Regions from separate parts of the Homo sapiens genome. Here region 2 is linked to region 1. A link is a loop called in an ENCODE intact Hi-C map of the cell type or tissue named here. Cell type or tissue: endothelial cell of umbilical vein. All regions are shown on one strand. Links, peaks and the distances in the headings refer to the core of each region. The heading gives the core; the rest is flanking DNA.

Region 1 (9,254 bases), core at 1-8,000:
GTCCTTTGCCTCTTAATCCTGCCCGTGGTAAGGGGACTGGATGGAATCACTGATAGCCTCTTCACCATCTCCTCTGTCCTGCTTAAGTGCTCCATGTGTCTGGAATGTTTAACTTGGAGTAACTACTCACTGACTTGGAGACCACCTGTTCTACTTTGAGAAATCAGAACTGTTCTGTGGATGCACTGACAGCGTGCTCCAACTGCATATGCACCCAGGTTTGTCAGGAGCATGGAAGGAAACCTGCATCTCCCTGTTTACTGGGCCCAAACCTGAAAGGGTCTTAAGCTGCAGACAGCTTCTCAGTAGCACAGAGCTGAAGGCTTTTTGAACCAGGAGTCTGGGTTGTGGCTTGGGTCGCAGTAAGGGCTTAGCCTATCAATGCAGAATTCACATTGAAAAAGACTTTCCTCTCTTGTCCCAACACAAAAAAGCAAGCCAAGATCTGATGCCCATATCACTGCCTCCTCTGACTTGGGCTACAGGAGTTTCCTGAAGGAAACCAAATTTTACATCTCTGTCACATTCCAGATCACCTTAGAGGCCACGCTCCCAAGATTAGTTATCACCCTGGCAGTATGAATACTTCCCTAAGGCCTCCCATCCATGGAGGGGAAGAGTGGGAACCAGCTGTTACACTCAGCATCTACTGAGCACTGATGGGAGCCCTGCCTGGGCCATGTGCTGTGGGGCCAAATGGACATCACTCCCTAACTTCTTGAGGTCTGTCTCCTCTGTGGATTCACGCATGTATCAACCTCATTAAACTATGCCAAACTTTTGCCTCCTCCCTGTTTCAATCTGCCTCGCTCCACTCAAAGACACACCATGTCCCCGCAAATCAAATGGCATTGGCAAGACAAACTGTAGCCAAATCTCTCACTTAGTAACGTTAGTCCAACTAGACACGGGCAGGGACCCACCACTCTCTCTGGGCTGACGGAGGATCCTCTCAGGGATACCCCCTGAAAAGTTTGAGTCTTTGACTTAATTTCCCACTAAAAACAGGTCAACAAGTTAATCCTGGGGAATTCCAGCTACAGGAAAGGAAAATGTGCTACCTGAAAGAATTCTGGCATCTGCTGGGCAGAAATGTGCTGCTGAAAGGGTGATGAGCCCAGATATTCTGAACTCCAGGTATGAGCATATTCATAGTAGGTAGGAAGAGAACTCTCATTTCAAATTTCTTTTTTTATTCTAAATAAAAACCACACTTTGTGCTGAACAATGGAATATAAAAGAATCAGATGTACAATGATTTTAGACATCTACTATTTGGGGAAAAAAGTTTACAAAATATACAAAACTTTACAGCAATAGATAGTAAACACTTAAATATTAGGAGGTCAGTACTTATTAATTTAATGGAAGGAGTTAGACGTCAACAACTCTTCTCTGTTTCATAAGAGACTTTAGCTATTCAAGGTGGGGGCGGCGAGTGGATTGGACAGGGGAAGGGTTTTAAAGAAACATCAAAATCGAGTTTCATTTTCATTCTGATGTTAAGCTTATGATGCATAACCACATTGAAACTAATGCTGTGCACCCTGCCTCCTGACTCATTTGGTGCAGGATTTAGGGAAAAGAGTCCCAGATGGGTGCAGACCACCCCATAGAGCCCACTCCCATACCAATAAATACAGTGTCTATCTAGAATTTGCTTTGGAAGTTAAGCAGTCTTGGGCTTGGGGAAAGGGGCACAGAAGGAGGCCAGAGGAAGAAGAAAATTCAACACTAGCAAAAACCTGTCTAGGAAAAAGATATTTAAGCCCAAAGGTTTGGCCTGGAGACAAACAGGTACTCACAGATCAGAAAAGCAGAATATAAAAAAAAACTTTTACCCATCTCCTGGTTCTTAGGGGTCACCTGGGCCTGACCCTTATCCCACCTCCTTTCTTCCTAACTAGCCATGGACTACGGGAACTCCATGGAGTCATAAAATTTAGGACCAAATACTAAGGTTCAGCAGAGCTTCCTAGCGGGTGCTGTGGCATCAGTGAGTCACCCAGTGGGTCACTGGAGTGCCAGGATACTAATCTCTGCCTCTGGCCACATGGAGCCTCTGCTGTTTAACCCCGGGTGCCACACAAGTATTACCATTTTCCCCTCGGAAAACAAGTTGGGAATGGCCTCATATTTGGTTTAATGCTCTATGACCACCACCTTGAAATTTTTAATAATTTATGAATAAGAGGGCTCCACAAATGATGTAGCTGGTCCTGAGTACATACCAAGAAAATGGGAGAAGAGGATGTTCAAGGCTTAAACAGAACTTCAGAGTAACACAGAAGAGAGTAGTAAACTAGGTTCCAGGAGAGAGGGAGCAACAAAATCAAATGAACAGAAAGTCAAAACAATTAAAAATGCAAAATAAAATGAATACCTTCTACCAGGTATCCCAGGGTGCCCTCTGCCACAATATAGTGTTTCAAGCAAAACCATTCAGAAGAGGGTGAGCTGGAGGCAGAGGAAGCAGACATGACTTTGGTGGGGTGGGGGGAAACGGGAAGTTCAGGTGTGAATACAGGGGTCACCAACAGGGAGAGGGTTTGGTCAACAAATCTCATGAGCTACTGATCCTATGACGTATCTGACTGGGACCAACTGAGCCACCCTGATCAATCTGATCAGCCCCCGGGGGATCAGGGGATGCAGTTTTCTGTTTCGTGTTTCAAGGGCCAAGTTTCAAGGATCTGCTTTTTGGTTTACTGGCAAAAAGGGAAAACTTCACAGTTTCAGGTTAAGTACACAGACCACCCAGCATCCATGATGCCCTCTGTTAAGGAAAAAGGTTTCTCCAGCACATTTATCTGCTCTCAGCCACTCGGCTGGTTCCTGTAATTACCACCTCTCTCACACCAGCATTTCAAAAATCAGTCCTCACCAACAGTCTGGGAGGGATTGCTCATGCTTGAAAATGTAGCAGACACTTGACTGTAGTCTGTTACACATTTCCTTCTTAAATTCTAATGGTCAGTGTGAGTAAGAAAGGGAGAAGCCAGTCAGCAATGAAGAGTCTCAACACTGCTTTCCTGATGAGGATGTCCTCAGAGGACACTGAACAAGGTGGGTTTAGATGGTCAAAGGTGGACCTTTAAACTGGCCACTGTACAAGTCCCTTCATCTAATGGTCACCCCACCAGAGAGCCAGGCACTCCAACTCTGAGGCTTTATCAGTTCAGGGCTGGGGAGAAGCAGCAGGTCCAACAAGGATGGAGCTTTGGTTTGTCTGACATCTCAATATAAATAAAGACAGGAGGCTTCCAAACTGTGCAAATAGGTCATTCATGTCACTTGTTCCCCTCAACCCTGTCCCCAATCTACTCCATCACAGGAAGGAAGGGGGATGAAAGGCCTGGAATTTAACTGTCCCGAACTTTATAGAACATACACCCATGGCCTAAAGTGTTCCCTGGGTTTATTATGCTAGAGACAATCTGGAGAAGAAGAATTTGCTTAAGGGCTTGACATGTCTTCCCTTAGTTATACCCCTGGTTCTCCACATCTCTGGTCAAGGCTGTTCTCTGGAATATGGCTACTTGCTGGGGAGAAACTCATTTTCCTAAAGTCTCTTATACAAAAGAGATGCTGGGTAATGTGTATACAAAAACAAAAATAAATAAATATTAATGTCCAAAAAGGCTTTGTGAGTTAATGAAAACCACTTGCTTGTGAAACAGCCCGGGGTGTTGCTGAATCCCACCAGGGGCAGTGCCAGGGCTGAGGCCAGGGACTCCCAGAGCTCACCTGAGCAGGGTGAGGTAGTATGAGCTACTGAGGTGGCACCTCACAAGTATGCAAGATCGAGGGCCCTATCCCTCAAGACTTCTTTGGGCAAAGCCCCTTAGAAAACCAAGTAAGAGTGGAGCTAACCAGCTGCGTGGGCTGTGCCGGCACACTCTGCAGCCACCCACGGAGGGCCTGAACCAGCTGCCATCCAATAGCGCCCCCTGGAGGTGATGGCAACGACAGATCAGGATAAATTCCAGCAGGTCAAAGGTGAGCTGACAAAGCTCCGGCACTGTTAGCACAAAGTAAACAGGTTACCCGACTAGGACAGACAGTCAGAACGCACACCCTGCTACACACCACCAGTTACTCAGGTCCCTTTAATCCTGAAGGGCTCGCGGTCTGCCACTCCACCACTTCATGGAGTCAGCTCATCTACACCACGGGCCAAACACTTCTGGACGGGAGACCAGATATAAATTAAGGCAAGGCTGCTGCTGTCAGATACATCCCCACCTCTCCACCAAGACACTCATGGCCAACAGAAGTGGCCAAAACAGATGACTATATCAAAGTGGTTCCCTATCCTCTCTGCCCCACAGAAGGCCGGACGTCCCGGGCCATCACTCCATAAAATCCTGTTTCTTTGGAAATGAGGAGAAAAGAGAAACCTCTCCTGTCCATCCAGGCTGCCACTTCTGGTGGCACTGCAGGACACCCCTTCTGGCTGGCAGGGGTTCATCCCAAAGCTTTCTGACCTAAATAGAAAGCTCTGTGCCTAGTATGGATCTAGCTGCCAAAAGATTTTCACTGTTCAATCAGCAGATTAGGGCTGTAGATAAGCAGACACCAACATCCCTGATGTCTTGTCCCTGCTGAGGGCTGGAACCTGAGGGGACTGCCCTGCTGACCTGTCTTTTCTGAATGATCACATTCCCAAAATCTTTCTCATTGCTGGTCATCCCAGTTGGAGGCCTGCAGTAACACCCACAGTGAAAACCTCCCTTTACCTCCTCTGTTAAGTGAGGCTGTTGGTTGGATTCTTAGCAGCATAAAACCTATCAGTAAACTAAAACTAGAGAGGCTGGGGAAGGGGGTCTAGTGGACACCAACTGCTTGACTAGATCCCAAAACCAGCCTCAAAAGAATGAAAAACATAGCCCTGCATGGGCAAGAACAGGTATGGAGGTAAATGTGATAGGGCTGTTGCTTCTCAACAACAGTAACAGCTTATGTGCTATTTCTTCTTCTTTTCTTCTTTAAACACAACACAGAACAGAATTCCTACCAAGGCAAAATTATAACTTCAGCTGGGGAGGGACCAACACCTCTTAGATATCAGCATCCTGGCTGCTGCTTGGGAGCTCCCCGTGGCTCTGCCGGGACCCAGTCAACTGTCCGGGTTCTTATCCGCCTCTTTGGAATGGATGATGTACATGAAGGTCTGCTCGATGGTGAAGTCAGGGGGGAGGCTGCCTTTGTGCACACCAACATGTTTGCTCATGAGGTTAAGGGTGGAACTGTAGTGCCCACAGACTGTGCAGCGGTACATGAGGGCCCCCGAGTGTGTCTTTAGGTGGCACTTGATGGTCGAGCGGCCTCGAAAGAACTTGTGGCACACCTTACATTGGTATGGCTTCTCCCCCGTGTGGATCCGCCGGTGGTAGTTGAATTCGCTTGTGTGGGCAAATCTTTTGCCACAGACCTTGCAGCTATACTTGCTGTTCCCAGGTTGGCCCTGCAGCGCCAGCTCTTCACCCAGAAACTCCTCTGCTGGCAGCTTCCGCTTCTGGAGAGCTGGGTGCTGCAGCCCAAAACCAGGCCGTGCATCAAGGCCACTGTTGCATTTGTGCTGGCTGACGTGGTAGCGATAGGCAGCCTCTGACTTGAAGCTCTGGCTGCACAAGCGGCAGTGGAAGAGGGCGTCTTCCAGACTTTGGTGCACAGCCATGTGCTTCTCTAGAAGATGCCAGTCCACAAAGCTGTTCGCACAGACAGAACAGGAGAAGACTGAGATGCCGAGATGGGACAGCGTGTGCCACATGAGGCTGCAGAGGTTAAGGTGACGCTGGTCGCAGACACTGCAGGCCTGGCCCTTCAAGTTTAGATGGTCAAGGATGTGGCCCCGGACCACATGGAAATCTTTGGCCAATACTTTCCCACAGGCAGCGCATTTCAGCTCTGGGGAGGCTGCCCCTGAAAAGAGACCCAGCTTCCCTGGCAGGGGATCGTTGGGGTGGACAATGATGTTGTTCTCAAATATTCCATCCCGTCGGTGAAGGGTCAGCTGCCACTGGGTAAAGAACTTAGTTTCACACATGTCGCAGGAGAAAAGGAAAATACCAATGTGGGACAGGACATGAGTTACCCGGGAGTTTCGGTCCTGGAAGTGGGTCTCGCAGACCTTGCAGTTGCCCGTCAGCAGGTCCACATGGTCCCGAGCATGCTGCCGGATCAGTTGAATGTTGGGCTCTAGAACTTTCTTGCACACCTGGCAGGGCATGGCCTTATTCTCCCGATTGTCATTCTCTCCAAAAGCCAACTCATCCTCACTGTCATCACTCAGCTCAATCACCTCCTCAGTTGTGCCTATATCCTCAGCAGGGTCTTCAAACTGCAAGTCATCATCCCCCAGGTCCTCGAGCTGGAGCTCATCCATCTGCCCAAAGCCAGGATCTTTGGAGTGCTCACTATTGCTCAGACAGGAGTTGGTCCCAGTGGTAATGTCTACTGCATTGTCAGGGGTGAGGAAGCTGTTTTTACTGAAGTCTCCATTGCTTTGAACTTTGTATGGCTGGCAGGAGCTCGTGCTGGTCTGGATGCCCGTGCTGACAGTGCCTAGGAGTGGCTGGGTCATCATGCTAGGAATGGACGTGAAGGGAGCAGGGGTGTCATGGTCTTCTGTCTTTGGCGGTGGTGGGGGCGGTTGCGGCAGATGCAGGCTATGGTTAGCGTCACTGGCAACATTCTTCTCTTCCTCTTTATAGCTCCCTCCAGCATCACTGGGCAACACATAGTTTCTATCAGCACCAAGGTAGTCCCCACCACCTCGGAGTTCTCCAAGGGGATGGGCAGGTTCTGCCGAAGGACAACTCAGGGTACCAGAGTGGCTCTCACTGGTGCTGGTCAGGGGCTTGGCCCTGGCAGTGCTCTCCAGATCAGGAAAGGTAGAGTGACAGGCCTGGAGGAGGTCCTCCATACCCAGACGCTCAGCTACCTCGTAGATGACCCCAACATTGATCAGGTCTGTGAAGAGTTCTGAAGTGTAGACAAAGCTCAGAACCTTCTCAAAGTTGGCAGGGGTGATGAAGTCCACCACATAGGTCCTGGCAGCATCAAGCCCAGTATTCAGGAAGAGGTTCTGGAAGTAGCCAGCTGCACAGGCCAGCACAGCCTTGTGGGCCGGGAAGGAGCGGCTCCCCACCACAATGGTGACGTCGCACATGGTCTCTGAGAGCCGGCACTTGTTGAGTTCCTTCAGCAGGTTGTTGGGGTGGTTGGTGCTTTGCAGTTTGATCCTCATGCCCATCTTAGCAGCTCCTATGAAATTACCTCCTTATCAGCACAGTTAATCTGTGGATAGCAAGAGAAAAAGATGGATGGCCAAACACATCCGTGCAAAAGAGGGGCTATGCAGGAGAAAATACCATCACTCTGAATGCTTCCAAGCCCCAGGTAGGGATCAGGAGTAAACTGGCATGGAGAGTTCCTCCATTATGACAAGGCAATGACATCTCCCCCTGTATATACTCAAAGAGTTATGACAAAAACCAAAACGACTGATGACAATCTGATAGCTTGGTTTTAAGCTGGTGCCTAGAGACGAACCAGAGGCATTCCCTTGGACACAATCTTATACTTCATTACCAGAGCCACTGGATCAAATTTTTCTCCTATTAATTTCCTCCCAAATACAAGCTTTCCTAATTCATTGAGCATATTCTTTTCCCTCATGATGCCAAATACCATGCACATGCTTGAACACAACTATCAAAGCTCCACTAGCTACTGAGGAACATATAAGGTGGTTCCGTTTTTTAGCTTTGTCATTGCTGTGTCTTCAACCTCTCAATAATCTCCAAATAAATCTCACGTTCTTGAATCCCCATCTCTCTCTGCCTATACTACATACCCGCTCTCTGGCCTTTCGATAACCCAGAGCCCCTCCAGATATTGCTTTATCACAGTCCCTGTATTCTGTGAAGTTAAAACACTCAGAATGCACAGTAAGAAAAGTAGAACACAACTGTGGTAGTATTTAATATTACTTTAATATGTTGTATTCTTTTTCGCCACCCTTTTCGGGGTTTATATTTTGTTGTCCCTGCACTAACAGATTTACTTGATGCCGCAAGAAAGACTTCTAATTATACAGGTAAGACTCCTAGAGGCTTGTTCACTACCACTTTCTGCCCTTTCTGACTCCTGCACGACTAAGGAAGAAGAGCTACTTGCATCCCTGTTCAGTCTCACAACTCTGCCCAACACAGCCCCTTTCTCCATCTCTCCAGATTCTAACAACTCCCAACTTTTTCTGGGGCCCAGGAAGCGTCTAAGTATTGTGGGGTACCGGCCAAGCATCTCCCGGGCCCTGGTGGCCACCCCTGAACGATGGGCGGGTCGGAGCACTGGGCAGCCAGAGGAGAGGGTGGGAGAGGGGGAAGCTGGGAACTTCCAAGGACACCCCAACAATCCCCGGGCGCCGCGGTCTCCCCTCCGGAGTCGCATCTGGGAGGGAAGGGCGCTGCATCGGCTGGGGCGCTCCCTCTGGAGGCAACGAGCGCCTCAGTCCCTCCACAAACAGCGCGGGGCTCACCCGGGTGAGCCTGTTGGGGGCATGGGGCTGAATAAGGGGCCAAGCGAGGGGCGGCGGGGCCGGCCGGGGTCGGCGCGCGGGCGGGGAGGATGGGTCCGGCCGAAGGGAGCGGGCAAGAGGGACCCCAGCAAGAGCGAGATAAATGCCGGGCCGAAGGTCGGGCTTCGGCCAGGGGCAGCCCTCGGCCTGGCCGCGCTTACCCGGCTCTGCGGCGCCCCGAGCACCATCGCCGCCGCCGCTTCACACAAAGGCCCCGGCCCGCCGTGCCCGGCCCGACGAGGAGGCGGCGCCGCCGGCCGCGGCCAGACTCTCCATCCGCCGCGCGGCTCGCCGCGACGGCCCGGGCCGCCCCCGCCGCCCGGCCCGCAGCGCCCCCCGCCGTCCCGGAGGAGGCAGCGCCCCCCGCCGCCCGGCCGCAGCGCCCCCCGCCGCCCGGGAGGAGGCAGCGCCCCCCCACGGCGGGGCCGGGTCCAGGACCTGCGCGAGGGGTGCAGGGGCTTCCAAGTCCCCAGGCTGGCTTTTTCTAAGCGCCCATCCACTGTGCGCGGGACTTGGTGCCTGAAGAGTGAAAAACCCTATCCAAACTCTCTTCACCTCCCCTGTTCTACGCTCACAGTTCCAAAAGCTTCTCCTCAGAACATCTACTATGGGCATTTTACAAAATGTTGTAAGATTGTTTGATTACTATATATCTCCTCCACTAGGCTGT
Region 2 (16,871 bases), core at 3,383-11,382, 55 kb before region 1:
ACATAAATAATTGCTTTCTGCATCCTGGTTAAGAGAGATACACTTAAATCCTAAGACTGGGGGAAGTTAGAGAGCAGGCCTGCACTGGGCATCAGGGGACAAGCTGTGCTACAACCTGCATCAATGTCAAGGCAATATCTGTCCTGGAAGAAAAGGTCACCTTGTGTACCTGGGAGTCCCAAAGCTCACTGTGGACTGAATGGCCAGAGCAGGAGGGGAGGAAGGAAAGAGGTCTCATGCCACACAGGTGTCCAGACTGCACTCTCTGCCCCAGGAAGTACCACCTTTTCCTCCCACCATCTCATAAGGCCACCTCTGCCCTATCCCCATAGGGTCCAGCAAGCTTTGGGGAAGACTCTACAGAAGACATAGGGGAGCAAACTAATAGCATGAAAGATCTGGAGCAGTCAGAGCTACAGAACTACGGACTCCAGGCCAGCAGGGGCAGGGGTGTGAGTGGGTGAGGGCTGGGGGGTACAGGAGACGGAGACTGACCCTAGGAATATTGGAAAAACAATAAGGCCTGCAATGGTGGCCCTTCCCCTACTCAGAAACCTTTCCTGGACTTGAAGGAATGAGGATTCTTTGATTCAATAGTTGTACTTTTCTTGAATAGCACTGCTAAGCCTGTCAACAAACCTTGGTAGAGAATCGCTACTGAGATGTTATTTATGCCAGGAAAAGTGGGTAACAAACTTCGGCATTCAACAATATAGAATCCCTTTAACAAATTATGGCCTCTCCACATGCTGGAATATGGAGACCTTGATTGTTATGTTGGGGAAGAAACTTGATGATGAAAATGCTGACCCCAGAATGTGTAAAGTAGAGGGAAATTAACCCTGGAGGCTGGGATTAGGGGGAATGTTGTTTCACTCTCATCCTCTTCTATGATTTCTCCAATGAGAAATCCTATCTTATCCTCCTATCTATCCAATCTTATCCTCTTCTATAATTTCTTCATGTTTTCCATTTACAATCAGAACAAAGCAATCAATGATCTCCCTTTCCCCAAAAGGAACAGGATTCATCACTCGGTGTTTGATGTGAAGTCCCTTCAGCTCTCCAAGCCCCAGTGTCCTCGTGAATCAAGCGGAGATCATCTTAAAGCCCTCAACAGGGACAAGTGTGAAGGAACCAGTAAGAGAATGCTGAGATCAGAAGCCTGGATCCTGCCCAGCCCCATCCCCGATGGTCTCATGCCAACCGTCAGGACCCAACGTTATCCAGAGACTGGGCTCTAACCACAGCCTGGACTCCTCTAACCCTGGGCCCAGCCACAACCACTCTAGGACTTCTGCTTTGGAAAGCAGAAAGCTCAAGCCCCCGAAAATAAAAGTCCTGGAAATGTTCCCAGTTAGCAGACACTAGGTCTCCCCTAGTGACACAGAGAGAAGAGAAACAAACAGGCACTAGGAGGGATTGAGGTGGTCCCTCTGTCCCCCACACACTCCTTCACCCACTGGGCAGCTGCAGCAATGCTCTCTGTCTTGGTGATGTCCATGGTCACCGTCTCCAGCCTGTCTGAAGTCTGGCCCCTCAGCTGCTTGGTCCCCTTCTCTGTCCTACATGCAGCTCCCGCAAGCCTGTGCATTCAGTTGTCTGGCCAGTAGCTTCCTGAAGCGTGAGTCACAGCTCATGATGAACACTATGTGTCTCTCAGCTGGCTCACCACCTGCCTCTCCCAGTATGAGCACAGAAGGTAGTACAGGCCCTGGAGGACCACCAGGTAGAGCCACATGGCTTTGCAGAGGACAGACCCAGGTAGGCTGGGGTGAAATGAGAGTCTGGCCTCTGTTCAGACAGGAGGATTTAAGAACACAGAGGGCTGAGGTAGGCAGAGAAGCCCTCAGGCATTTTGGCAGAAAGTCTTCACTTTCCTCCCTGATCACTGTCTTTCTGCAACATTTTTTTTTATCCTGGCTTCATCTCTCTACTATTTTGAACTGCCTTTGCAAGTACTCATGCATGCAGTTGCAAACCCCAAGTCCTGCCCAGTAGGAAACTACTATGACTCAGCAATGCTTCCCTAGTCCACAAATTTCTCTCTGCATTGCTGTGCCCACACAGATGTTTATGTGGGTGCAAACGTGTATTGACACAGGCTTACACACAGCAGCCCCCACACACTCTCCATAGCAAACACACCCCTCTGCTCTAAGTACAAGGGTCAGAACTGTCTCTACAAAGCTGCTGTACTGACACTTCTGGTCCATGACCTTCTGAGCACAGAAAGACCTTATTGGGAAGCTACATATGGTTTCCAGCCACATTAGGTGGAAATCCCTCTCTGAGCCTGAGATTCCTCATCCCGCTCAGCACCCAGAATCAATCACTCCTCAGAAAACTGGGTCATGGTCAGGCTGTCTAGGATGAGAAGGAGAAGCCGAAAGAGTGGACAGGAACAGATCGTCTCCTGCTATAATAGTTTTTTGGGGCAGAAGGAGTGAAGGATCCCATGGGGGCACTGTGGAAGTCCTTCCATTCCCCCTCCCAGCAGCCCTGGGTGTTTCCTTCCTGTGGGTTCCAAGTCTCCATTCCTTTCCCTGCCACTGGAGGAGGGGGTGTGTTGGGATATGGTGGAGGACCTGAGAGATGGCACAGGAAAAGTGCAATGACTTTTAAGTGAGGGTCAGTCACTGAGGGCCACAGAAGGCACAGGTGAGGGGGAGAGGACTCAGTTGTCCCAGGGAAGGGACCTGGGGCCTGTCAGTGCCTATTGACATCTCCTTGCTGGCTCGTCCTTAGGTCTATTTCTGTGACCTGAGGTTACTCCAGCATCCATGGAAAGAAAACAATTCCTCCTCATCTCGGTGGCAAGAATGGCTGGGAGAAGGCAGGGATAACTTTCCTCTTCAAATCCATTCTCAGGTCATGCCTCTCATCCCTGGCCTCCAGGAAGGCACCTGCCTCTTCCTGCCACTGCTCTCTAAGGCCACCCAAAATGTGGAAGCTACTTTGGAACTGGGTAACAGGCAAAGGTTGGAACAGTTTGGAGGGCTCAGAAGAAGACAGGAAAATGTGGGAAAATTTGGAACTTTCTAGAGACTTGTTGAATGGCTTTGACCAAAATGCTGATAATGACATTGACAATGAAATCCAGGCTGAGGTTCTCTCAGATGGAGATGAGGAACTTGTTGGGAACTGGAGCAAAGGTGATTCATTACATTTTAGCAGAGAGACTGGCAGTATTTTGCCCCTGCCCTAGAGATCTGTGGAACTCTGAACTTGAGAGAGATGATTTAGGGTATCTGGCAGAAGAAATTTCTAAGCAGCAAAGCATTCAAGAGGTGATTTGGGTGCTGTTAAGGCATTCAGTTTTAAAAGAGAAAAAGATCATAAAAGTTCACAAAATTTGCAGCCTGACAATGCAATAGAAAAGAAAATCTCATTTTCTGAGGAGAAATCCAAGCTGGCTACAGAAATTTGCCTAAGGAAGAAGAAGCCAAATGTTAATCCCCAAGACAATGGGGAAAATGTCTCCAGGGCATGTCAGAGGTCTTCACGGAAGCCTCTCCCATCATAGGCCAGGAGGCCTAGGAGGAAAAAGTGGTCTCATGGGCCAGGCCCAGGGTCCCCGTGCTGTATGCAGCCTAGGGACTTGGTGCCCTGTATCCCAGCTGCTGCAGCCACAGCTGAAAGGGGCCAATGTAGAGCTCAGGCTGTGGCTTCAGAGGGTGCAAGCCTCAAGCCTTGGCAGCTTCCACATGGTGTTGAGCCTGCCAGTGCACAGAAGTCAAGAATTGGGGTTTGGGTACCTTTGCCTAGATTTCACAGCATGTATGCAAATGCCTGGATGTCCAGGCAGAAGTTTGCTGCAGGGGCAGGTCTCTCATGGAGAACCTCTGCTAGGACAGTGTGGAAGGGAAATGTGGGGTGCTGGGGCACTGCTTAGCAGAGCTGTGAGAAGAGGGCCACCATCCTCCAGACCCCAGAATGGTAGATCCACTGAGAGCTTGCAGTGTGCACCTGGAAAAGCCAGACAATCAACACCAGCCTAGATTACTTTTCTATGTCTGTAAAAAATGTCGTTGGTATTTTGATAATGATTTCATTGAATCTGTACATTGTTTTGGGTAGTATGGCCATTTTAATAATATTGTGTTGATTCTTCCAATCCATGAACATGGCTATTTTTCCAGTTTTTGGTGTCCTCTTCAATGTTTCTCCTCAGTGTTTTATAGTTTTCATTATAGAGATCTTTCACTTCTTTGATTAAGTTAATTCATACGTATTCAGTTTTATTTGTGGCTATTGTAAATGGGATTACTTTTTAAATTTCTTTTTCATGTTGTTCGTTGTTGGCATATAGAAATGCTACTGATTTTTTATGCTGATTTTGCATCTTACAACTTTACTGAATTTGTTTATAAGTTCTTATAGTTTCCTTGTGGAGTCTTTAGGGTTTTCCAAATATACGATGATATCGTCTACAAACAAAAATAATTTGCCTTCTTCCTTTTTAATTTGGATGCCCTTTATATCTTATTCTTGTCTAATTGCTTTAGCTAGGACTTCCAGTACAATGTTGAATAATAGTAGTGATGGTGGCCATCCTTGTCATGTTCCAGATCTTAGAAGAAAGGCTTTCAGTTTTTCCCCATTCAGTATGATACTAGCTGTTGGCCTGTTGTATATGGCTTTTATTATCTTGAGATTAGTGTGTTCCTTCTATCCCCAGTTTTTTGAGGGTTTTTATCATGACTAGATGTTGAATTGTATCAAATGCTTTTCAATATTGATTGAAATGATCATGTGGCTTTTATGCTTCATTCTGTTGATATGATATATTATATTGATTGATTTGGTATGTTGAATTATCCTTTCATGCAAGGGATAAATCCTATTCATCATGATGAACTATCTTTCTAATGTATTGTTGAATTTGGTTTGCTAGTATTTTGTTGAGAATTTTTGCATCAAAATTTATAAGAGATATTGGCCCATAGTCTTTTTCTGATGTGACTTTGTCTGGTTTTGGTATCAGTGTAATGCTGGCCACATAGAATGAGTTTGAAAGTATTCCCTCCTCATCTATTTTTTGGAATAGTTTGAGTATGATTGGTGTTAGTTATTCTTGAAATGTTTGGTAGAATTCAGCAGTGAGGCCATCAGGTCCCAGGCTTTTCTTTACTGGCAGACATTTTATTGCAGCTTCAATCTCATTACTTGTTATTGGTTTTAAATAATAAGGTTTTAAATTGCTTTCTGGCTCAATCTCAGTAGGTTGTATGCATCTAGGCATTTGTCTATTTATTCTAGATTTTCCAATTTATTTGCATATAATTGCTCCTAGTAGCCACTAGTGATCCTTTGAATTTCTGCAGTACCAGTTGTAATGTCTCCTTTTCCATTTCTGACTTTATTTATTTGGATCTTCTTCTATTTTTTTTGTATTTTTGCTTAGTCTGATTAAAGATTTGTCAATTTTGTTTAACTTTAAAATTGCAACTTTTTGTTTCATTGATCTTATGTTAAGTTTTTTTTTATTTCAATTTCATTTGTTTCTGCTCTGATCTTTATTATTTCTTTTCTTCGACTAATTTTGAGTTTGGTTTGCTCTTGCTTTTCTAGTTCTTTAAGATACATTGTTAGATTATTCATTTGAAGTTTTCCTTTTTTTTTCTTGATGTAGGCACTTATAGCGATAAATTTCCCTCTTAGTTCTGCTTTTGTTGTATCACATAGGTTTTGGTATGCTGGGTTTCTATTATCATTTGTTTTTAGAAATTTTTCAATTTTCTTCTTAATTTCTTCATTGACCCACACTGGTCTCTCAGGAGCATATTTTAAAATTTCTATGTATTTGTGTAGTTTCCAAAATTATTATTCTTATTTCCAGTTTCATTCTATTGTGGTCAGAGAAGATGTTTGATATTATTTCATTTTTTTCAATGTTTTAAGACTTCTTTTGTGATCTAACATGGGGTCTATCTTTGAGAATGATCCATGTGCTGAGGAAAAGAATGTGTATTCTGCAGCCATTGGAAGAGATGTTCTGTAAATATCTATTGGATCCATTTGGTCTACAGTGCAGATTCATTCTGATGTTTCCCTGTTGATTCTTCTGTCTGGAAGATCTGTCCAATGCTGAAAGTGGAGTGTTGGAGTCTCCAGCTATTATTGCATTGGGACCTATTTCTCTCTTTAACTCTAATAGTATTCCCTTTATCTATCTGGGTGCTTCTGTGTTGGGTGCATATATTACATATTTAAAATTATTCTTTTATCCTCTTGCTGAATTGACCCCTTTACCATTATATAGTGACCTTCTTTGAAATCTATTTTATCTGAGATAAAACTCCTGCTCTTTTTGGTTTCCATTGGCAAGAAATATCTTTTTCCATCCCTTTATTTTCAGTCTATGTTTGTCTTCATAGGTGAAGTGTTTCTTCTGCAGGCAACAGATCAATGGGTCTTGGTTTTTCATCCATTCAGCCAGTCTATGTCTTTTGATTGGTCAGTCTAGGATACTTACATTCAATGTTATTATTGATGGGTAAGGACTTACTCCTACCATTTTGTTATTTGTTTTCTGGTTGTTTTATGAACTTCCTTTCCTTCTTTCTTTCCTTCTTGTTTTTTTCTAGTGAAGATGTTCTTCTCTGGAGATATGATTTAGTTTCTTGCTTTTTATTTTTTGTGCATCCATCGTATGTTTTTTGGCTTGAGATTACCATGAGGCTTGCAAATACTATCTTATAACCCATTATTTTAACCTGATAACAACTTAACATTATTTGCATAAACAAACAAGCTCAAAGAAAATTAATAAAAACTCTACACCTTAACTTTGTTCCCCAACTTTTTAACTTTTTGTTGTTTCTGTTTATAGCTTATTGTACTGACTATGTCTTGAAAAGTTGTTTCAGTTACTTTTTTTGATTAGTTCATCATTTAATCTTTCTACTTAGCATAAGAGTAGTTTACACACCACAGTTACAATGTCATAATATTCTGTGTTTTTCTGGGTACTTGCTACTACCGGTGAGGTTTGTACCTTCAGGTACTATGTATTGCTCATTAATGTCCTTTTCTTTCTTACTAAAGTACTCCCTTTAGCACTTCTTGTACAATGGTACAAGCTTTTGTTTGTCCAGGAATGTCTTTCTTTCTCCTTTACGCTTGAAGGACATTTTCACCACATATACTATTATACTATTATAGGCTAAAAGATTTTTTCTTTAGCACTTTAAATATATTATGCCACTCTCTCCTGGCCTGTAAGGTTTCCACTGAAAATCTGGTGCCAGATGTGTTGGAGCTCCATTGTATGTTATTCATTTCTTTCCTCTTGCTGCTTTTAGGGTCCTTTCTCTACCCTTGGCCTTTGGGAGTTTGATTACTATCTTTGGGTTAAATCTGCTTGGTGTTCTATTACCTTCCTGTACTTCCATACTGATATCTTTCTCTAGGTTTGGGAAGTCCTCTGTTATTATCCCTTTGAATAAACTTTCTACCCCATATTCTCTTTCTCTACCTCCTCATTAAGGCCCATAACTCTTAGAATCGCCCTTTTAAGTCTGTTTTCTAGATCCTGAAGGCATGCTTCATTGCTTTTTATTATTTTTTCTTTTATCTCCTCTATGTGTTTTCAACTGGCCTGTCTTCAGGTTCACTAATTCTTTCTTCTGCTTTATCAATTCTGCTGTTAAGGGACTCTGATGCATTCTTGAATATGCCAATTGCATTTTTCAGCTCCAGAATTTCTGTATGATTCTTTTTAATTATTTCAAACTCTTTGTTAAAATTTTCTGATAGAATTCTAAATTTCTTCTCTATATTACCTTGAATTTCCTTGAGTTTCCTCAACACAGCTATTTTAAATTTTCTGTTTGAAAGGCCCCATATCTGTTTCTCCAGGATTGGTCCCTGGTCCCTTATTTAGTTCATTTGGCATGGCCGTGTTTTCCTGCATGGTTTTGATGCTAGTAGATGTTCTTTGGTATCTGGGCATTGAAGAGTTATGTATTTATTGTAGTCTTCACTGTCTGGGCTTATTTGTAGTCATCCTTCTTGTAAGACTTACCAAATATTTGGAAAGACTTCAGTGTTGTGATCTAATCCGTATCTGCTCTAGGGGGCACCCCACACCCAGTAATTCTATGGTTCTTGCAGAACCTCGTAGATGTACCACCCTGATGTTTGGGACAAGATCTGAGAGAATTCTCTGGATTATCAGGCAGAGACTCTTGTTCTCTTCCCTTACTTTCTCCCATACATACAGAGTAACTCTGTGTGTGTTTGTTCTGAGATAGCTAAAGCTGGGGGTGGAGTGACACAAGCACCCCTGTGTCACCACCACTATGACTGCATTGGGTCAGACGTGAAGCCACCACAGTGCTGGGTCTCACTCAAGGCCTGTTGTAAGGCCCTGGCTACTGCCTATGTTTGCTCAAGCCCAAGGGCTCTACAATCAGCAGATAACAAAGCTAGTTAGGCCTGTGTCCTTCTGTCAGAGCAGTGATGTCCCCCAGTCTCCGTGTGGTTCCAGAAGTGCTGTGCAGGAATCAAGGACTAGAGTCAAAAACCTTAGAAATGTACCTGGTGTCCTGTTGGATTGCAGCTGAGCTGGCACTCACTCCACACAACAAATCCTTCCTGCTTTTCTCTTCCTTGTCCAAAGACAGAGGAGCCTGACCTCATAGTCACCACCACCCCAAGCCACATGGAGTACCGCTAGACTCCCATCAATATTCCCTTAAAGCCCAAGATCTCTTAAGTCAGCTTGTGGTGAATGCTGCCTGGCCTGGGACACACCATTCATGTCAGTGGGCTCCCCATTGGCCCAGGGTGGGTCCAGAAAGTGCCATCCAAGAGTCAAGTCCTGGAATCACAAACCACAATAGTCTGCTTGGTGCTCCACTCCACTGTGGCCATGCTGGCACCTAAGGTGCAAGACAAAGTCTCCTTTACTTTTCCTTCCACTTTTCTCAAACAGAAGGTGTCTCTCTCCATAGCCACCACAGCTGGGAATGTCCTGAGTCTCACCTGAAGCCAGCAAGTCTCAGAGGCTCACCCAAGGTCCTCAGTGTAGTAACTGCCCATCAGTGCTGGTTATTTGGGGCCCAAGGTCTCCTCAGATAGAAGGTGATGAATGCTGCCAGCACTGGGTCCTTTCTTTGAAAGCACTGGGTTGCCTTCTGGCCCAGGGTCTGTCTAGAAATGTCATATGGGAGCTAGGGATTGAAATGAGGGCCTCCTGACTCTGATCATTGCCCTATCTTGCTGTGGCTGAGCTGGTATCCAAGATGCATGATAAAATCCTCCCCACTCTTCTTCTCTCTCCTCTCCTCAAGTGGAAGAAAGGGGTCTCCTTTGGAACATCAAGCTGTGCAGCCTGGGGTTAGGGGAGGGGTGATACAAACATTCCCCTTTGCTGCCCCAGCTTGCGTCTCAATATGTCATGTGTCCCCCTAATCCAGTGCCTCTGGGCCTAGTTCTGCACTACCCCTAGCCTATGAGGGGCAGTCCTTATGGCCTAGACTGCCTTTCAAGTTTACTTGGAGACACAGAGCATTGTAGCCCTTGGTGGCGAGGTTTGCGGGCACTCAAGTTAGGTTTGCTGTGATCAGAGACTCCCCTGTGGCACTAGGCCTCACCTATGAGTTGCAGTTCTTATGGCCTAGACTGCCATGTAAGTTTATTTGGAGACATGGAGCATTGTAGCCCTTGGTATCGAGGTTTGTGGGCACTCAGGACTGCTGGGATCGGTGATTCCCCTGTAGCTAGGGCTGGTTTAAATGCTCCCTCCATGGATGGGCATCAGCTGACTTTGGTCTGGTTTTTCTTCCTGCTCTAACAGGATAGCACTGAGTTCAGTGCCTCACAATTGCTGTGTTCTCCCTCCCGCAGCACCCAGAGATGCTCTCAGCACTGTGCCTCCACTGCCAGGGTTTGGAGAGCGGTAGGGTCTGTGATTCACGACTGTTTTTTTCTATCTCTTCAGTGCCTCTTTCAGCAATATGAGGTTAAAACCAGGTTAAAGAGTTATCATCACCTGATTATTGGTTCTTATGAAGGTGTTTTTTGATACGGAGACAATTGTTAACTTGGTGTCTTGGTGTGGGGTGGGGAAGAGAGAATGATCCGTGAAGCCTTCTACTCTGCCATTTATCTCCACCTGCTCCTCACTGTGTGTGTTTCATTTGCTTGTTTGTTTTATTTTGTTTTTTTTTTTTTGAGATGGGGGTCTCACTCTATCACCCAGGTTGGAGTGCAGTTGCACAATCTCAGCTCACTGCAACCTTCGTCTCCCAGGCTCAAGTGATCCACTTACCTCAGCCTCCCAAGTAGCTGTAACACAGGCATACACCAACACACCCAGCTAATTTTTTGTATTTTTAATAGAGACCGGGTTTCACCATATTGCCCAGGCTGGTCCCTAACTCCTGAGCTCAGGTAATCAACCCACCTCAGCCTACCAAAGTGCTAGGATTACGGGCATGAGTCACCATGCCTCATTGCGTGTTTTAAATTCAGTGGCCCTGCAACATCTGACCTCAATCTCTGTTTCTACAATAAATACTGATTTGTTAAACAACATGGGGCTTCCTAAAGGCTCCATATCCTAGACCTAGACTTTTATCCTGAAGAAAGAAAAATGAGAATCCTGGGGAGTTACCTCCCAACTACAATTTGTGTTGAGTCCAGGATTCTACACCCCTTTCCCCTAATGCTTTCTGTGTTGAGTCCACACTTGCGACATCATCAGAAAACTGAAGACATTGAGGATGAGGACCAGGTCATTCAAGGGAATTTCTCTCCAGTACACAGCAGGGGCTCAACAAAGGGAGAGAAAATATGAAAGATGAGTCCAGCAGTGACTCTCACTCCCTGTCACTGGAGGGGTGGGTGTGTTGGGATATGGTGGGGGACCTGAGGGATGACACAGGGAAAGTGCAATGACTTTAAAGTGAGGGTCCGTCACTAAGGGACACAGAGAGGGCACGGGTGAGGGGAGGAGGCTTCAGTTGCCCCAGGGAAGGGATCTGAGGCCTGCCTGTCAATATGGCTGTTGAGGTCGCCTTGCTGTCTTGTCCTTGGGTCTATTTCTGTGACCACAGGCTACTCCAGAACCCCCTGGAAAGAAAACAATTGCCCCTCACCTTGGTGGCAACAAGGGCTGGGAGAGGGCAGGGATAGTCCAACTTCTCTCTTCAAATCCATTCTCAGGCCATGCCTCTCATCCCCTGATATTCAGGAAGGTACCTGCCTCTTCCTGCCACTGCTCCCCAAGGCCACCCAAATCTAGGGAAAGGACATCTTCAGGAGTGAAAGTGTAAAAACTCTTGACACCCTCTTGTGTAAGTCACTCCATTACTCCCTCCCAGCAGCTTGGGAGTTCCCATCCCCATTTTCCTTTTTCCCCTTTCTTTGCCTCTAAGATCAGACTTCCCCATTGGGATCTTGTTCTCCTTCTAGCAGAAAATTCAATATTAGGAGGAGATCTATTCCTGTTCACTCTTTTCTGCCTTTGACTTCTAGTCCTAGGGAGGCTGACAGTGACCTGACTTTCTGGATGGAGTGACTCTGGGTGCTGAGCAAAGGTGGGAACCCAGACTCAGAGAGGGATTGCAATCTCATGTGTCTGGAATCCAAGTGGAGCTTCACAAGAACATTCAAATCACTGCACATGGGTGAAACTATCAACTTTTTCAACATCAAAAGAGTCAAAGGAAGTCCATGCTTTCAAGACAAATCAAAAACTGATTTATTTGTCCTCTGCACAGATCCTTACTTAGGACACCACCTCCCAGCCACTGCTTCTGGGATGACTCCTGAGGCCTATGGGGCCGCATAATGGTTCCAGTCCCAACACCACGTGTACAGGGATCTTCAGAGGAGGGGTGCCCTCACATCCTCCAGGCCATTTCCACCCCGTGGGAGGGTGTAGACTGGCCCAGAATTAACACACAGCCTGATAAGGAAGCAGGAGGTAATGGCATGGGCTGAGGCTCCTTCCACCTGCTCACACCCACCCCAGTTGTTAGCCCAAGGATGGCCCTAGAGGCTTGGACCCTTGAGTGGCCACCCACGGTGACAATGCACCCAGGAGCACTATTTGGTCCCTGTTTCTCAGCTGCGTAACTTGAAACTTTCCTACCAACATCTCCAGAGAGCAGAATTATCTCCCAGGAGAATCATGGCCAGGAGGTAATGAAGGAGGTGGGATTGGTGCCCTACTGACCGGACGGCTCCCTCCCTCCACTTTATATCTCTCCCAAGGATACACCACCCCTCATAGCACACCCCAAATCCATGCAACCATGCATCCAACCTTAGCTTCATAGAGCCTTGGCCGGGCTTGGAGAGACCCAGTACATAATGGCATCCACCAGGAAGGTGGGCATGTAGCTCATGGGGAGGTAGAGAAGCTTGGCATCCCAGCCAGCTGAGTAGCGAGTACGGGGGTGGCAGGCAATCAGCGCATGCTCCATGCAGTTGGTCACCAACGACAGATCCTGTGTGCACTTCTGCTCCATTTGTTCAGCTGATTTCTTATCTGTTAAGAATCAGAAACAATCCATGTATATTTCCACCTCTAACCGCTCCTGCTTTGGATTCAACTTAGAGTGGAAAGGGTCTAAGAACTCATGCCACCCCACAACCCCCAGTCAAGCAATGCCTCAAATCTCTTTTATCCAAATTCCCTGAGCTGGAGCCCATCCATGTGAAAGTAGCAAGTGTCTCACACTAAGTCATGTCTGTCTCTCTTTGGGAATATCTGGACTGCATAAATGATGGTCTCCACCCACAGTAGAAGTCTCAGCACATAAAAACAAGCTGTCTCTAATGCCAGCTTGTGATCAGCCACCAATGTCTTCCCTTTCTGGCTTCCCTTTGTTCCTCAGTAACGATGGGTTCAGATAGACACTGGTCCCAAGTTCTGAGAAGCCTGGACACTTGCTTTTCATGACCAGTTGACCACACAGCACCCATCATGGAAATGGGGCTAAAGGTCTCCACTCTGTGGGGAAGGGAGAGCCTGGGGATCAAACTCTAATGCCCTTCAGACACCAATGGTAGACCAAGGATTCCACACGAGGGTTTGCTTCTCTCCCCACTGTCCACAGCTTACTCACAGTCTGCAACAAACTTCTCGCCATAGGCCTCCTTGACCTCTGGACTGGACCGGTCCCAAATCTCCAGGAAGCTCTTTAAGAATCTCTCCTTACTGGTCACAGCAGTCTTGAAATAGCCAGGTTCAATCATAGCCACCTTCACCCCAAAGTAGGAGAGTTCCCTCCTGCAAGACAGAGAAGCAGAGGGGAAAAACTTCGGGGGTCTTGGAAGGTAAAACACAAACAATAAAAGTAAAACTATGATATCACAACATATGAGGACAATGGGTAAAATAGAAAGCTTGGAATATTTAATTTCCAGCAATCAAGGGGTCATAATTATCATGGTGGCATTCCCTCTGTATGGAGTTTCCATATTTTACACACCTGAGCTTACTAGCCCTAAATCCTACCAATTCCAAAGCAAGGCAGCACCTTAGTGCTGTCTCCTCCTATGTCCCTCACATCCAGTGGATCACCAGAATTCCCACATTTTGCCTCCTCTCCAGTCCTCAGTCCCCTCCCTCGTTTTCCTGCCCCAGGAATCTCCCTGGCCTCTGAGCTGGGTGATGGCAGCTGTCCTCTAAGAAGCATCTGTCTTCAGTCTGGCTCCCCACACTTACAACCACTGGGCTTCCTGCAGTCAGTGGGAGTCTAGAAGCTGACTGGACCAAGGAGCTCCCCTGAGCAAATCCCTTTTCTGGAGGGGGTTCCACTGCCAACAGCATAAGCCACAACTCCTGTCCAGGGCCCACAGGCCCTCAAGGAGCCCACCTATGACCACCTGCCCAGCATCCCCCACCAGGCTTGGCCTTGACCTTCACCACAAGAGGATTCTGCAGTACATGCAGGTGGCTAATGCTCACTCTGGGCCTGGGCTGATGGCATTCCTTCATCTAGGAGCCTTTCCCAGTCTTCCTTACCAGGCTGCCAGGTGGAGTTCTCAATCCCCAGCTTGAGTTTTCAATCCCCAGCTCAGATGGAATCTCCAGGACTCTCCTCAACTCAGGTGGGTACCATGGCCAGCAAGGTTGACTTGGTCACCAACCTTATAAGCATTGGCACTTGATTCTATATCTCTTGTCCCTCTCCCAGGTATCAAGTTTTAAGTCACAGACAAAACCTTGTTGTTAAGGATGGATTTTTGGCCACTTGGACAAGGGCCTAAAGTGTCTGTTGTGTGGACTCAGATGCTCTACCCATCGTCAAAGGGGCTCTGGATATGAATTCTGCTGGGAAAGACCATCTCCTGCATGCTGTCTTTGGGCCCCAGAGAGCCATGAAGGAATGGCCTCAGGGCTTGAAGCATTTCTCTCCCTAGAGAGGAAGAGCCCCAGAGCCAGGCACCCATCTCCTGGTGTGGAAATATCTTTCCCTGTTTCTGACTCAGTGAGTGCTCTTGCGTCTGCATGAGCTTGTGTGTGTCCGCGGCCCTAAGGCATGCCCCAGGTTTACAAGTATTTCAGATTCCTGGGAGGAGGGGTTGGGGTCCTTCTACTACAGCAAGAGAGGGGTGTTAGCAAGCCACATGCCCAGTGTCAGCTGCTGGGAGAGCCTCCCTGGCTAGGGGACCAACACACACTGCTGTAGCTGATCTTTCTCTGCTCCTTCTCTAGGGTGCAAAGCATTCTTCCATCCAGCACTGACTGCCTGGTCTGCCTTTGTGGCTCCAATACCAAGGTGCAATGGGAAGAAGTGTTTAGGGTCCTTCCCTGGGATTAGTCATTGATACACAGTGTTCCCCTGTCCTGGGCTTGGTAACCTCAGTACTGTGTTCCTCTTGGTAGGATCTGAAGCCAAAGATCCAGGTCCAATTCTGCCTCTGGCAGTTTCTGACCAAGAGATCCATCCAGGGAAGAGGTATCGTTCAAGAAACTCTCTGACCTGGGGCCCCTCCTGTCGCCCAGCACTCAGGAAGGTGCTTCCCAGTGAATGGCCAGCCCAATCCAGAAAGAGGAAGATGAGGGTGTCACACATGAAGACAGAGAGTGATCTCATGAAAGGAACTTACAGGCTGGGATTCAAGGAACTCCCTGGAAAAGACTTCCCCACAAGGACAGGAGCAGGAAGACTAGGGTGGGCCCCATCCCAGACCCATACCTGAGGGAGTCAGAGAAGGCTTCCACGCCATACTTGGAGATGCAGTAGCCTCCACCAAAAAGTGACACCCGGCCCATGACACTGGAGACGTTGACCACACGGCCCCTGGCCCTCCTCACTAAGGGCAGCAGGCTCAGAGTCACATCAATCACCCCCAACAAGTTCACGTCCAGTATGGTCACGAAGTCCTGCTTGGTGAGCAACTCATTGGGAGCCGTGGGCAAGGAGATGCCAGCATTATTCACCAGGCCCCAGAGTCCTGGGACAGTGGGAAGATGAGAGAGCATCACTGTGTTGTGCCTGTGCAGGTGGACAGAGTTAGGGTGCAAATCACATCCCAATAAAGTGAGGGCAGACTGACAGGTGTGGGATGGGGAGGAGGGTATAACAAACACCACAGTATCACAGGGGTGGGGGCTGAGCATTCAGCAGCTGGTGGGCCACAAAACCCAGGTCTTTCTCCATTTACTCTTCATGGACCAGCCTACTGCCTGAAAGACAATAAGCTATTACCCCTATTTAAGGACTGCATGAAATCATGTTAAAGAACTATTGTCCATGCATTAGTCTGGAAACATGAAGACCAATGTTTGGTTAGTTAAACATGAATGTTGCAGACATTACAGACATACAGCTGCATTTTCAGGTGTGCTAACACCTTATATAGTGATTGTCCAGCAACTATCTGTTGATGGAATAAGAGACAAGAAAGAGGGAGAGTGAGGGAGACAGGAAAGAGAGAAAGAGACAGACCTGAAATCCTAGGCTTGGGGGAACTTGGGAAACATCCTGTTTCCCAAGTGTTTGAACTCAGGGCACTGGTCTTGAAACATCCTGCATCAGTAACATTTTTATAGAAAGCACAGGGGAATTCCAATGCACAGGCTTTGGGAAGAAAGCAAGGTTGCGTCACCCCACTCAGTACACAGACTCCACCCTCTGCCCCAGAAAATGTCACCCTCTCCTCCTACTGCATCAGAAGCCCACTCTTCATCCTTCCCTTTAGTCCCAAGTTCACCCAGCTCTGGGAAAATCTCTCTGGAAGATGCAAATACACAATCCCCAGGACTTCAAGTCAATAGAGTTTTCAACCCACAGAGCTAGGGGGCAGGAGCACAGGGTCCCTTGAGTCCAGGCAGGGGGTGGCAGTTGTTGATCTGGAAGGGTTGGCCCAGGCATATGAACCTGTCCCCTGCTCAATAACAGGCCCTGCCCTGATGCAAATGCAGATTCCTCCACCCAGACATCTCATTTTTAAGAATCCAATCAATACTCACACTTACAGAGACGTTGGCAAATAAAAGTCCACCAAGATGACATTTATGATGAATAAAAAGCAGGAAGGAATTTCATATCCAACCACTCAGTATGGATTACATAGGTAAGGCTATTGGAAGGATACAGTATTCTAAATAATTAAATATAATTTTATAAAAACAGTCATTATGGTGGAAAAGTGTTCATCTTCTCCAGAGAATTTAAGGTGACTGAAACTAAGAACAAAATATAAAATCCTAATTTTGTATAATTGTAAAAAGGACTTATGTGTGGATGACAATTTCAGGGAAACTTGTTTTCATCTTTATTCTTTTCAGTGTTTTCCACAAAGATCATATTCTGATTTATTGTTACATAAAATAAATCCATGTTTCTTTCTTCCTCTATAATAAGACAGATGAATTAGTGTAGTGAAAAGAAGAAAGAAAG

The links. Peaks named below come from ENCODE experiments on the same cell type or tissue, not always from the same donor. Only the 100,000 strongest peaks of a DNase experiment are listed, where the experiment ranks them.
Region 2: a loop joins it to region 1, with 3 times the contacts of the local background. A loop is called at or near these places in 7 of 110 quality-filtered maps.

Annotation. Positions count from the first base shown.
Region 1 is chr12:56,997,660-57,006,913 of GRCh38, forward strand. It overlaps ACKR5 (atypical chemokine receptor 5), which reads left to right. Exons shown (of 2, transcript NM_007264.4): 2 at 1-788. It overlaps ZBTB39 (zinc finger and BTB domain containing 39), which reads right to left and starts at 8,887. Exons shown (of 2, transcript NM_014830.3): 1 at 8,746-8,887; 2 at 1,177-7,302. The coding sequence starts at 7,258. The coding sequence ends at 5,120. RefSeq lists silencers at 8,556-8,705, 8,726-9,085. In endothelial cell of umbilical vein, for the core only: a CTCF peak has its summit at 3,955 (motif pointing left); a DNase peak (open chromatin) is centred at 3,952.
Region 2 is chr12:56,939,742-56,956,612 of GRCh38, forward strand. RDH16 (retinol dehydrogenase 16) reads right to left here. Exons shown (of 4, transcript NM_003708.5): 2 at 15,165-15,423; 3 at 13,086-13,249; 4 at 11,690-12,505. The coding sequence ends at 12,288. It also overlaps the pseudogene LOC100420982. Among named protein-coding and RNA genes, the nearest start is that of RDH16, 9.4 kb to the right of the region's middle. In endothelial cell of umbilical vein, for the core only: no CTCF peak of the experiment used is centred there; a DNase peak (open chromatin) is centred at 8,120; H3K27me3 peaks cover 617 bases.